Regions from separate parts of the Homo sapiens genome. Here all the other regions are linked to region 3. Evidence: chromatin contacts called from ENCODE Hi-C or POLR2A ChIA-PET data. All regions are on one chromosome and are shown on one strand. The core of a region is the stretch at or near the end of the contact, and the rest is flanking DNA. Distances in the headings are between cores, read along the strand shown.

Evidence for each region. Hi-C counts contacts between places; a loop is a spot of excess contacts on that map. ChIA-PET counts read pairs that join two places held with the same protein, here RNA polymerase II (POLR2A). Pooled maps may share reads with other maps.
Region 1: a loop to region 3 is called in a map with no recorded cell type, with 4 times the contacts of the local background. The contact joins the enhancer-like site here to the promoter of TLE5 in region 3. A Hi-C loop is called at or near these places in 1 of 37 single-sample maps with no recorded cell type and 1 of 50 pooled maps. POLR2A ChIA-PET finds 5 or more read pairs at or near these places in 2 of 52 experiments (WTC11 and activated CD4-positive, alpha-beta T cell).
Region 2: a map of CD4-positive, alpha-beta T cell shows a loop between it and region 3 (5-fold over the local background). The contact joins the promoter of DOHH here to the promoter of TLE5 in region 3. A Hi-C loop is called at or near these places in 2 of 168 maps with a recorded cell type or tissue (both CD4-positive, alpha-beta T cell), 4 of 37 single-sample maps with no recorded cell type and 10 of 50 pooled maps. POLR2A ChIA-PET finds 5 or more read pairs at or near these places in 1 of 52 experiments (BJ).

What each region holds. Positions count from the first base shown.
Region 1 is chr19:2,550,296-2,554,706 of GRCh38, forward strand. All of the region lies in intron 3 of GNG7 (G protein subunit gamma 7), which reads right to left. Among named protein-coding and RNA genes, the nearest start is that of GADD45B, 76 kb to the left of the region's middle. Within about 2 kb of position 2,741, at least 12 of the 41 ENCODE cell types and tissues checked have a DNase peak (open chromatin) inside an H3K27ac peak, as active enhancers do.
Region 2 is chr19:3,497,513-3,502,058 of GRCh38, forward strand. It overlaps DOHH (deoxyhypusine hydroxylase), which reads right to left and starts at 3,162. Exons shown (of 5, transcript NM_001145165.2): 1 at 3,049-3,162. LOC105372245 (a long non-coding RNA gene) reads left to right here. Exons shown (of 4, transcript XR_936262.3): 3 at 1-101; 4 at 2,423-3,539. RefSeq lists an enhancer at 3,164-3,273.
Region 3 is chr19:3,061,245-3,065,943 of GRCh38, forward strand. It overlaps TLE5 (TLE family member 5, transcriptional modulator), which reads right to left and starts at 1,251. Exons shown (of 7, transcript NM_001130.6): 1 at 930-1,251; 2 at 1-13. The coding sequence starts at 956. RefSeq lists silencers at 65-334, 1,257-1,466, 4,527-4,699.

The sequences.
Region 1 (4,411 bases), core at 1,491-3,990, 510 kb before region 3:
CAACCTCCGCCTCCCGGGTTCAAGCGATTCTCCTGCCTCAGCCTCCTGAGTAGCTGGTAGCTGGGATTACAGGCATCCAACACCAAGCCCGGCTAATTTTTTTATTTTTTGGTAGAGTCGCGGTTTCACCATGTTGTTCAGGCTGGCCTTGAACTCCTGACCTCAAGTGATCTCCGCCCACCTCAGCCTCCCAAAGTGCTGCGATTACAGGCAGGAGCCACCGCTCCCGGCCACCTCTGCTCACCTCCTCACCAAGCCCCAGCTTCTGTGACTGTCCCCCAGGGAGAGTGACCATGGCCCTGCTGGGCTCTGAGGGGCTTGTGCAGATGAGCAGGTGGCCTACACAGCCTGAGGGACCACCAGCTGCTCTGTGGCAAGTCTCGTGACTCCAATCCCGCTCTGCCTCTGGCCAGCCCCCGGGCCTTGCCACATCTTTTGGTTGCCGAGCCTCAGTTTCCCCACCTATAAAATGGGGACAATGAGCCCTGCTCCCCAGGGATCCTAGGAGAACTAAAGGAATTGGAGCAGTGGACCTGGCCTGCAGGGGGCACGGGAGAGGTATCTGCTGAGTCGCTGAGTAGGGGGAGCTGAGGATCAGGGAGGCGTCAGTGGTGGGGATGGCCCGGCTGCTGGGAACAGGGCCAGGGGACTTAGCCAGGGCCCGACGAGAGCTGCCTGATGTCATTGCTGGAGCCTCTTGTCATCCCTCCCAGCAGATGCTGCAGCATAGGGACCTAATCCCCACGGCACGTGGCCACATGGCTGGCAGCTTGAGCTTGCGGCCTGGAGACACCTGAGCCTTGCCCAGGCAGCTCCGTGCCACCTGCCGTCCAGCCACGCTGCCATCAGCCAGCACTTGTGTGTCCCAGAGGACGGGGCTCAGGGCAGGCTCCAGGGACCTCACCCTGGCCGTTTGACCTCCAGCAAAGGAGGTCTGGTCTCCCGGTCAGAAAACAGGAGAGAGGGCAGGGACTTCTCCATGGAGAATATATTCATGGAGAAGGACGTAAAAGGATCCAGACCAGACACCACGGGCACATGCGACCCCTCGGCCATCGGCCAGGTTTTAAATCATCACTGTCTTCGTCGTCATCCTGAGTGTCATTTGTGTGGGGGCCGGGACTAGGGTGAGGCCATGCGGCACTCACCTTGGGGGCAAAATCTAGGGAACGCCAAAAAGCCCTGCCGTGCTGGTAAATTATATTTTCATACAATCTTTTATTATTTATATAAAAATATATTTATATGTATTTATTAATATATATTTATCTATTATCTATAATATATAAATATGCATTTATAAATATATAAACAAATATATATTTATAAATATATAAAAACACATATACATATTTATAAATAAAATATATATTTAAAAAATATATATATATACACACACATATTTTGAGACAGAGTCTCGCTCTGGCCCCCAGGCTGGAGTGCAACGGCACGATCTCAGCTCACTGCAACCTCTGCCTCCCGGGCTCAAGTGAGTTTTCTGCCTCAGCCTCCCAAGTAGCTGGGATTACAGGCATGCGTCACCACGCCCGGCTAATTTTTTTTATTTTCAGTAGAGATGGGGTTTTGCCATGTTGGCCAGTCTGGTCTCGAGCTTCTGACCTCAGGCGATCCACCCACCTTGACCTCCCAAAGTGCTGGGATTACAGGCGTGAGCCACGGCGCCTGACTGCTTGTGTGTTCACAGCTGCCCCCCAACGCTTGCATTCCCGCCTGAGCTCCGCCTCCTGTCCCATCAGCAGTGGCATCAGATTCTCATAGAAGCGTGAACCCAATTGTGAACTGTGCATGTAAGGGATCTTGGTTGCACGCTCCTTATGAGAATCTAATGCCTAATGGCCTCGACTGGCCAACATGATAAAACCCCATCTCTACTAAAAAATACAAAAAATCAGCCGGAAATTGCTTGAACCCAGGAGGCGGAGTTTGCAGTAAGCTAAGATCATGCCACTGCACTCCAGACTGGGCAACAGAGAGAGACTCTGTCTCAAAACAAGCAAACAGAAATAATCTAATGCCTGATGATCTGTCACTGTCTCCCATCACCTCCAGATGGGACCATCTAGTTTTTATTTGTTTGTTTGTTATTGAGACAGAGTCTCGCTCTGTTGCCGAGGCTGGAGTACAATGGTGCGATCTCGGCTCACTACAACCTCCGCCTCCCGGGTTCAAGCGATTCTCCTACCTCAGCCTCCCAAGTAGCTGGGACTACAGGTGCCCACCACCACGCCTGGCTAATTTTTGTATTTTTAGTAGAGATGAGGTTTCATCTTGTTGGTCAGGCTAGTCTCGAACTCCTGACCTCAAGTGATCCACCCGCCTCAGCCTCCCAAAATGCTGGGGTTATAGGCGTGAGCCACCACACCCAGCCCAGGGACCATCTAGTTGCAGGAAACAAGCTCCGGGCTCCCAGTGATCCCACATTATGGTGAGTTGTGGAATTATTTTATTATATATTACAATGTCATAATAACAGAAACAAAGTGCACAAAAAAAGTAATGCGTTTGAATCGTCCCCAAACCATCCTCCCGGCTCCACCCCCCCCACCTCCCCACTGTCTGTGGAAAAACTGTCTTCCACGAATCCACTCCCTGGGGCCAAAAAGGTTGAGGACTGCTGCCTTAAGGAACCAGAAAAGGAAGAACGAAGGCAGCCCCAAGCCAGCAGGAGGAAGGAAATTGTAAAGATCAGAGCAGCGATAAACGAGACAGAGATGAGAAAAACTGGCGAGTCGACGAAACCAAAAGTTGGTTCTTTGAAAAGAGCTAGGTGATTGACAAACCTCTAGCGGGGCTGACCAAAAGCAAAACCAAAAAAAAAAAAAAAAAGAGGAAATAAGATGCAGATAACTACACGCAGAAACGAAAGGAGGACATTACTACCAACTGTATGGAAATAAAAGGCATTATCAGAGAACACGGTAGCATTATGAACCAGTGTGTGACATCCAATTAGGTAATCTACACGAAATGGACAAATTCCTAGAAAAACGCGAATGAAACAGATCAGCGATGGTTTCAGGTTCAGCTCACATCTCTTAGATACTGACATGCCAGCATGGTGCTGAGCATATATATATATACATATATATATGTAATATACATTTTATATGCAATATATATGTTATATATTATATGCAATATATTATGTTATATATTATATACTATATATTATATTTTATATGTACATCTCATTACATATATGTACACATTACATGTAACATCACATTACATATATGTAATATCACATGTAATAAATCATATCACATACACGCACATATTACATGCAATATATCATACTACATACATGCACACGTTACATGTAATATGTTATATTACATACATGCACACGTTACATGTAATATGTTATATTACACACATGTGCACATTACATATAATATATTACATATATGTACATATTACATGCAATATATTACATATATGCACATATTGCATGTAATGTTATATCACACACATGTACGTATCATGTGTAATATATCACATACATGTACATATTATATGTAATATTGCATACATGTACATATTATATGTAACATTGCATACATGTACATATTCTATGTAATATTACATACATGTGCATATTGCATGTAATATATTGTATGTAATATATTATATGTAATATATATTACACATATGTATATATTATATGTAATATATATTACACATATGTATATATTATATGTATATATGTATACACAGTGGCGTGCACCTATAGTCCCAGCTACTCAGGAGGCTGAGGCAAAGGGATTGCTTGAACCCAGGAGTTCAAGATTGCAGTGAGCTATGATATAATAGTATATTATAGCAGTGAACTATAATATATTATATATAATATATAATATATATATTTTTTTCTTTTCTTTAGAGACCTGGTCTCACTCTGTTGCCCAGCGTGGAGTCCCATGGTGCAATCACAATCACAGCTCACAGTAGCCTCCACCTCCTGGGCTCAAGTGATCCTTCTGCCTCAGCCTCCCAAAATGCTAGGATGACAGGCACGTGCCACCACACTGGGTATATTTTTTAAGAGACCGGGTCTCACTCTGTCACCTAGGCTGGAGTACAGTGGTGCAATCATAGCTCACTGCAACCCCGAACTCCTGGGTTCAAGCAATCCTCTTGCCTCAGCCTCCTGAGTAGCTGGGACTACAGGCGCACGCCACTGTGTATACATATATATAGGTATATGTGTGTATAAAATATATATGCTATATATATATATATATTTTTTTTTTTTTGAGACAGAGTCTCACTCTGTTGCCCAGGCTGGTGTACGGTGGCATGATCTTAGCTCACTGCAACCTCCATCTCCCAGGTTCAAGCGATTCTCCTGCCTCAGCTTCCAGAGTAGCTGGGATTACAGGCACCTGCC
Region 2 (4,546 bases), core at 1,912-4,411, 440 kb after region 3:
AGAGCGTCTCCACTGAGGCCTTACCAGAGGCCAGACCCAGAGCCAGCCAGCTAAGCCAGGCCCAGAGCAACTGTGTGCGACACTGTTTACTGTTGTTGAAGGTAACCAAGTATGTTTTTTTGTTTGTTTTTGAGACAGGATCTTGTTCTGTCGCCAGGCTGGAGTACGGCAGCATGATCACGGCTCACTGTAGCCTCGAACTCCCAGTCTCAAGTGATCCTCCTGCCTCAGACTTCCTAGTGGCTGTGTCTACAGGCACACACCAGCATGCCCAGCTAATTTTTTTTTTATTATTTGTAGAGATGGGGTCTCACTTCTATGTTGCCCAGGCTGGTCTCCAACTCCCAAGCTCAAGTGATCATCCTGCCTCAGCCTCCCAAAGCATTAGGATTACAGGCATCAGCCACTACCCCCAGCCATTATGGGGATTTTTGTTACACAGCTTAGATAACAGATTCAGAAGTACTTTCAATATGTAAACTGGACCATATCACTCCCTTGCTTAAAATCCTCCTATGCCTCCTCACTCAACTACTTGACAGTCCCAAAGGCCCTTCATGACCATCTCCCATCACCTCTTCCCTCTCTAGCTCCACTCCAGCCACACAGGCCTCCTCGCTGTTCCTCCAACACGCCAGGCCCAGTGCAGCCCTAGGGCCTTTGCATTTGCTGTGATCTCCATGAGGAACATTCTTCCCTAGATGTCCCCACGTAGCAGGCCAGGCCTCACTAACACAGGCCTCCATAACTGTTTCAGCACTGACTGAGTGGTTAAGTTAAACATTAAAAGCTAAAAGAGCCAGTGCCCTCATACAAAGGCTGGAATGTAACAAAAGCCCATGAAGAGTTTTGCCCAGGCCTTTCCTGGGCCTTAAGGCATGACAAGATAATGAAGGAATTTTTTTTTTTTTGAGACAGAGTTTCGCTCTTTTGCCCAGGCTGGAGTGTAGTGGCATTATCTCGGCTCACCACAACCTATGCTTCCAGGGTTCAAGTGATTCTCCTGCCTCAGCCTCCCGAGTATCTGGGATTATAGGCATGCACCACCATGCCCGGCTAATTTTGTATTTTTAGTAGAGACAGGGTTTCTCCATGTTGGTCAGGCTGGTCTCGAACTCCCAACCTCAGGTGATCCACCCGCCTCAGCCTCCCAAACTGCTGGAATTACAGGCTTGAGCCACCACACCCAGCCAATAACGAAGGAATTCTTAATGTGACCCGTTTAGGATGAAACAAGTTTTACTGGGTGTCTGAAGAACTCCCCAAACCTCCATGATTTAGCAGGAGACAAGATAAGGATGATCACCCCAGCACCTGGACCCACTGGAGATGAGATAAGGGTGATCACCCCAGCACCTGGACCCATTTAGATTAAGTAAATTTACTGAGGTTCCAAAGGAAAGTCTTCAGGATTCAGATCTTAGTTATAGATTAAAAGAAGTTAGTCACTTTAAGTCTTTAGATGGATGCTCAGTTACATGTAGATGGAGAGCTTAGAGGGTATATAAGCTCTGGAAAACTTTGTCATTTTGAGTTGGTCTGGCGATATTTTCCAGGCCTTCTCCCTGTAACCGGTTACAGAAATAAAAACTCTCTTCCTCCCCAGTTAATCTGCATCTCGTTATTGGACCATGAGAAATAGCAGCCCGACCCTCAGTTTGGTCCAGGAACACCCGTGCTCATCCTCTTGCTTTCCTGGGTCTCCAACATCACTTCCTCATGGAAGCCTTCCCTGATCACAATGGACAATGTTACTCTTCCATCTCTTTTCACTTATTCAGCTTTATTTTTCTCCACGGCGCCTAAGACTCCTAGATATCATATTGGAAAGTATTGGTTTAGTTGCTTGTGATTGGTCTTATCCCTCATTAGAATAGAACTCTGAAGGCTGGGACTGAGTCTATCTTGGTCACTGTTGTATTCCCAGCACTTAGTGCAATGACCTGCACGCAGTAGGGCCTCAATAAAAACAATAACCGGCTGGGCGCGGTGGCTCACGCCTGTAATCCCAGCGCTTTGGGAGGCCGAGGTGGACAGACCATCTGAGTTCAGGAGTTCGAGACCAGCTGACCAACATGGTGAAACCCCATCTCTACTAAAAATACAAAAATTAGCTGGGCGTGGTGGTGGGCGCCTGTAATCCCAGCTACTCGGGAGGCTGAGGTAGGAGAATCGCCTGAACTCGAGAGGCGGAGGTTGCAGTGAGCCGAGATCGTGCCATTGCATTCCAGACTGAGCTACAAAGCAAGACCCTGTCTCAAAATAAATAAATAAAATAAAAACGACAACCGTGACAATAGCAGCTGACACTTATGTAGCATTTGCTACGCGCCAGGCACTCCATGCTCTTTACATTCATTAATTCATTCGATCTACATCACTACCCTGTGAGGTAGTTACTAAGATTGTCCCCATTTTACAGGTGAGGAAACTGAGGCACAGTTTGGGACTGTGCTTGGGAACTTGCTTGGGAGCAGCGTGAAGAGTTAGGAATCCAGGAAGTCTGGCTCCAGAGTCGGGCTCTAAACCACCAACGCTTTGTTGAATGACTTAGGATAAAAGAACACAGCCAAGGGGAGAAGGGACCCCTCTCTTTCCAGATCGGCTGAGAACCTGGCGGATGCTTCATCTCAAGACAGGCTGGCTATGGCATGCTGGCAGCCCTCTCTGGTGAACAGTGGCGTCAGCAAGGCTGCCTGGGCTTGACGAGGGCAGTGTAGCCACCTAAGCACAGGTGACCATCAAAGGAGAGTGACACCTTTAAAGAGGGGTCATCAGAAACCAGAGGGCAGGCCTGTGCGAGCTGGCAGGGCACTGGGGACCATTGAGACCCAACCGTACGACATAGGAGCTTCAGGACGTGAGGTGGGCACTCTTTCATGTAAAAAATCCCAGAGGAAAGAGATCGCCGGGACTCGAGACCCCTTAACCCGCCCCATCCACAGTCAACGAATCCCTGAGACCGGATTCCCTAACGAGGCGCTCCCGGTGCCACCGCCCGCCAGACCCGGGCCCCACACCGTGATCGCCGCCTCCGGGACGCCTCACCGAGCTCTGGAGACTCAGGACCCGTCGGCCCGGCCAGTAACCGCAGGCGCCTCTGCCACCACCGCTTCACCTGCCGCGACGCCCGCAGTGCGGTCTGGGGGCCGCCATTTTCTCGCCCACGTGACCGTGCCGGACGGCACCAACGCAGCCGCGGGTGAGACCTAGTGAGAGGCTCCGTGCATGAGGGAGGCCCGGAAGGCTGAGTCGGTGCTGGTGCCACAGCTCATGCAAACGCAGGAACAGTATTCCTAGTGCGTTCTTCGGGGAAGGGGACGGGCAACGTATGCCCTTTCATGGGAAAAAATTCTCTCCAACCTCCCCACTGCGGTACAAGAAGTGAGACTGGTTTGTGCCGATTCAGCGCCCTGCCTGGGCTGGCTAGCAACGGAGCATGCGCAGTGTTTCTAGGCGTGGTCAGACTCCAGAGGTGTTGGCCAATGGGCTCAGGGAGCTCGAACCTTAAGTAGGTGAGGAATAAAAAAAGGAAGAAATGCAGTCGTTCATTCATTCATGTATGTAATAAATAGTACATGGCCTTGAGGACAAGAGAGCCTTCAGCCCTTACCCTCGTACGCCTCCCAGTGTTGTTATAGAGACAGAAAATAACACGATAAGTAAATGCAATACCTATTAGATGGTGAAAAAGGCTAACGAGAAAAAATTCGGTAGCCAAGGGCGGTGTATGTATAGGGTGTGCAGTTTCAGGAAGGGTGGCCAGAATCTGAGGTGGTGACATCTGAAGAAAGACCTGAAAGAGGCCGGGTACGGTGGCTCACACCGGTAATCCCAACACTTTGGGAGGCCGAGGTGGGTGTTATCACTTGAGGTCAGGAGTTCGAGACCAGCCTGGCCAACATGGTGAAACCCCCATCTCTACTAAAAATACAAAAAGGCTTCAGCTTCCCGAGTAGCTGGGATTACAGGCATGCAACACCACACCAGCTAACTTTTTGTATTTTTAGTAGAGACAGGGTTTCACTATGTTGGCCAGGCTGGTCTCAAACTCCTGACCTCAGGTGATCCACCTGCCTTGGCCTCCCAAAGTGCTGGGATTACAGGCGTGAGCTACTGTGCCCTGCTTGCAATCTCTTATTTTTAAAATGTGGGTGACTGCCAGGAGTGGTGGCTCATACCTGTAATCCTGGCACTTTGGGAGGCTGTGGGGTGAGAGGATGATCGATTGAGCCCAAGATTCCAAGACCAGCCTGGGCAATGTGGTAAGCCCCCGTCTCAACAGAAAAAAAATTTTTTTTAATTTGGCTGGGCGCAGTGGCTCAGCCTGTAATCCCAGCTACTTGGGTGGCTGAGGCAGGAGAATCGCTTGAGCCTGGGAGACACAGGTTACAGTGAGTTGAGATCCTGTCACTGCACTCCAGCCTGGGCAACAGAGCAAGACTCCATTTCCAAAAAAAAAAAAAAAAAATCAACTGTGCCTGGTGGCTCATGCCTGTAGGCCCAGCTACTCAGGTGGCTTGATAGCTTGAGTCCAGGAGTTCAA
Region 3 (4,699 bases), core at 1-2,500:
GGTGCGAGGAGCCCTGTAGGGATGGGGCGGCCCGGGTCAGGCCCAGGCGTGGGCTGGACCCCCCTCAAGGGCCGGCTAGGAGGGAGCGGCCGCGCAGCTGCGGCGCCCCCCCTCCTGCCCCACTTCCTGGGCCCGTGTTTACGGCCCCTGGCGCGACCCCACCCGCGCTTCCTGCCCCCCGCCTCTCCCGGGGGAAGCCGAGCGGGTGGGTGCGCCCGGAGCCGCCCCGTCCCCCGCCACCCCCAGGCAGTGGGGGTGCGTTTTAAGGCCCGCCCTAGATGGGGGGCAGGGTGCGCCCTCTACCGCCCTCCAAAGCGCCGGGAGGGAGTGCACATCCGAGGGGGGTAGAAACGCGCCCTAGGGAGCCCCCTCCCCAAGTTGGGGGGCAGCGATTCCTCCCTGCAAAGTCCTCTTGGGGGAGGGGTCTCTCTCTCGGTGCTCGAAATCTTCCGGGGGGGCCCAACCCCAGATTCCCAGCGCCCTTCCTCGGGGACACGCTCTTCCGGGAGGGGTGCGCCTCGGATCACCCCCCCCACCACAGGCCCCCAAAGGATCCCCGGGCTAGAGGTGCCTCGCGGGGCTTCCGGAGCGCCCCAGGCCCGAGGCCAAGGCCGTCCGAGGCCCTGACTGTCCCGGCGGGTTGGGGGGGGGGGGCGCCAAGCCGGGAGCTGCGGCGGGGGGGCTCGGGGCCCGGAAGCTGGGGTGGATCGGGAACTGGAGGGGGGGTGTCCGGGGGCCGGCGGCAGGAGGGGAGGGGGGTCGCGCCGGGCTGGGAGCTGGAGAGGGAAGACAGGGCCGGGGAGTTGGGGGGGGCGCCGGGCCGGAGGCACCGGGCCTGGGGGTTGGGGGGCGCGGGGCCGGGAGCCGGGGGTCGGGGGCGTAGGGCCCGGATCCGGGGTGGGGGCGCCGGCCGGACGGGCCCCGCTTACCGAATGCCTGCTTTGTGGAAACATCATGTCAATCGCGGCGGGGGGCGCGGGCTGCGCCCCGGCTGTGCGCCCCGGCTCGGGCTGCTGGGGGCGCCGGGCGGCCGCGCCTTTGTCCCGGCGCCGATCGGCAGCTCCCGGGGCCGCCGCCGCCTCCCGCGCCCGGCCTCGCCCGCTTCCTGCGCCCCCTCCCCGCGCGCCCGGCCCCGGCGCGCCCCGGGCCCCGCTTCCTGCGCGCCCGGCGCCCCTCCCCGCCCCTCCCCGCCGCCCGCCTCCCCGCTCCCCGGCCCCACCGCTATTGTCTAATGGCGGCGACGCCGGCAGTGGCCGCGGCTCGGCTGCTGCGGAGGCTTCGGCTCCACCTGCCGCCGCCCGTGCCCCGTGCGCGCCGCCGAGGGGGGGGACGCGCGCGCCCGGGGAGGCCTGCGGATCCCCACGCCGGCCCGCCTCCCCGTGGCCCGCCCGCCGCGGTGACCTTGGGCCCGGCCCGCCCCCGCCCCGGGCAGCGGCCCCCGCCACCCTCTCCTACCCGGCAGCCGGCCGGGCCTCGGTTTCCCCATCTGTCAAAGAAAAGGGACCCGGCTGCCCGCGTCGAAGCCGCCGGCCCTGCTGTGGCACGACCTGGACGCGTGCCACGGACGTGCTCTGTGACCTTGGCTCTGGCTGGGCGGTGGTTCTTGCTGAGCCTTAGTTTCCTTTTCTGCAGAAAGGCAGCGGTAATGCCGCCTTCCTGAGGGAAGCCATTCTTGTGACACATTTATAGAACGCCTACTGTGTGCCAGGCCCCGCTGCTCCAGGGCCCTGGGGTGGGGCGGGGCGGGGGTGGGTCCCTGCCCTGGTGGTGGTGCCTGGAGACAGACAGAGACAAATTCACAAGCTGAATTCCTGGCAGGTCAGATGGTGGGGACAGTTCTGCAGAAAAACCAGCCGGGAGAATGGCAGGGTAGGAAGGTGCAAAGTTAAAGAGGTGGGAGGGAGGATCAGAGACGGCTTCCTCCACCCCTAAAGCGACCTGAAGAAGGAGGGAGAACAGGGGGATGGGGTACAGAGGTAGTCAGAGGCAGGACCAACAGGTGCAAAGGCCCTGGGGCAGGACTGTGCCTGGCAGCAGAGTGCCCGGGGGGAGGTCAGGAAGGCCGGAGGGAGGCAGGGCCGGGGGCTTCGTGCTTTTGTCCAGGGCCCCCCCACCCCACAGCAGGGCTTGTGCTTGGGTTAATATTTACTGCTGCATTTTGAGATTTCTAATCATTTTTGAACAAGGGGCCTTTGAGTTTTCTTTTGCACTGGGCCCTGCTAACTCTGTAGCTGGTGAAGCAGGCCAGTCCAGCAAGGACTTGTGGGTCTTGGGGAGGACTTGGGATTTTGCTCTGAGTGAGGTAGGAGCCCTGGAAGGCTGTGGGAGGAGGAGGGACGGGACCTGGTGGTTGGTTGGTTTGTTTTTTGAGATGGAGTTTCGCTCTTGTTGCCCAGGCTGGAGTACAATGGCACAATCTCAGCTCACCGCATCCTGGGTTCAAGTGATTCCTGCCTCAGCCTCCCGAGTAGCTGGATTACAGGCACGTGCCACCACGCCCCGCTAATTTTGGAGTTTTAGTAGAGACGGGGTTTCTCCATGTTGGTCAGGCTGGTCTTGAACTCCCGACCTCAGATGATCTGCCCGCCTCGGCCTCCCAAAGTGCTGGGATTACAGGCGTGAGCCACCGTGATCAGCTGTTTGTTTGTTTTTGAGATGGAGTCTCACTCTGTTGCCCAGGCTGGAGTGCAGTGATGTGATGTTGGCTGACTGCAGCCTCTGCCACCCGGATTCAAGTGATTCTCCTGCCTCTGCCTCCTGAGTAGCTGGGATTACAGGTGCGCATCACCACGCCTGGCTAATTTTTGTATATTTAGTAGAGACAGGTTTCACCATATTGGCCAGACTGGTCTTGAAATCCTGACATCAGGTGATCCTCCCGCCTCCACCTCCCAGAGTGCAGGGATTACAGGTGTGAGCCACTGCGCCTGGCCCTGGACTTGGGCTTTTGCTCTGAGTGAGGTGGGAATCCTGGAGAGCCGTGGGAAGAGGAGGGATGGGACCTGGTGGCGGTTATTAAAGGATCCCTCTCTCTGCCACGCAGAGAACAGGTCCCAAAGAGGCTACTGAAATAAGGCTATGACATTAAGGTCCCCCTTTGGCAGGTGCGAAACACAGTCTCTTCATCATCGTCATCCACTAGGCAGCCTGCTCCCTTGAATGAATGCAATTGATTTGGGCCTTGGGTGTTCCCATCTGTAAAATAGACTTGGAACCCCAGGCTCCTTACCTTGGCAGGTAAGGGTGATAGCCTTCAGTGATCAAGATTAATAATCTTTAAAGCAGTGTTTTAATATTTTTATTAAAAAAAAATTTTTTTTTTGAGGTGGAGTCTCACTGTGTGGCCCAGGCTGGAGTGCAGTGGTGCCATCTCGGCTCACTGCAAGCTCCACCTCCCGGGTTTATGCCATTCTCCTGCCTCAGCCTCCCGAGTAGCTGGGGCTACAGGCGCCCACCACCACGCCCGGCTAATTTTTTGTATTTTTAGTAGAGACGGAGTTTCACTGTGTTAGCCAGGATGGTCTCGATCTCCTGACCTCGTGATCTGCCTGCCTCGGCCTCCCAAAGTCCTGGGATTACAGGCGCGAGCCACCACACCCGGCCTAAAAAAATTTTTTCAGACACAGTCCTCTGTTGCATAGGCTAGAGTGCAGTGGTGCAATCATAGCTCACTGCAGCCTCCCACTCCTGGGCTCAAGTGATCCTCCGACCTCAGCATCCTGAGTAGCTGGGACTACAGGAGTGCACCACCATGCCCAGCTAATTTTAACATTTTTTGTAAGCCGGGAGCAGTGGCTCATGCCTGTAGTCCCAGCACTTTGGGAAGCCGAGGCCAGTGGATCACAAGCTCAGGAGTTCGAGACCAGCCTGGCCAACATGGTGAAACCTCGTCACTACTACAAATACAAAAATTACCGGGGTGTTTTGGCGGGCGCCTCTAATTCCAGCTACTTGGAGGCTGAGGCAGGAGAATCGCTGGAAGCTGGGAGGTGGTGGTTGCAGTGAGCCAAGATCGCGCCACTGTACTCCAGCCTGGGTGACAGAGTGAGACTCTGTCTCAAAAAAAAAAAAAAAAAAAAGATGAGGCTAGAAAGGATTAGGATTTTGGATTTTTAAGATTACTACTACTTGGTGGCCGGGTGTGGTGGCTCACACCTGTAATCTCAGCGCTTTGGGAGGCCGAGGCAGGCGGATCACCTGAGGTGAGGAGCTTGAGACCAGCCTGACCAACATGGAGAAACTCCGTCTCTACTAAAAATACAAAATTAGCCTGGCATGGTGGCTCACGCCTGTAATCCTAGCCACTTGGGAGGCTGAGGCAGGAGAATTGCTTGAACCTGGGAGGTGGAGGTTGCGGTGAGCCAAGATTGTGCCACTGCACTCCAGCCTGGGCGACAAGAGCGAAACTCTGTCTCAAAAAAAAAAGAAACAAAGAAACAGAGATTAATACTACTTAGTAACAGCCAAGCCTTCAACCAACCGCAACACCCTTGTTTTTCCTGCAGGGCCCTGAGAGACTGCGTTCCTAGACTGCCCCTGAAGCCAGTCCTGCCGCTAGCACCCCTGCCACCCCACCCCCACTGCCGTGGGGACCAGACACCCCCTCTCCTGGGAGGCCACCTGCCAGTGTTTATTTAGGCAGGCGCCTTCCGGTATCAGTGTGCCCGCCCAGTGACCAAACAGCCCCATTTTCGAAGCC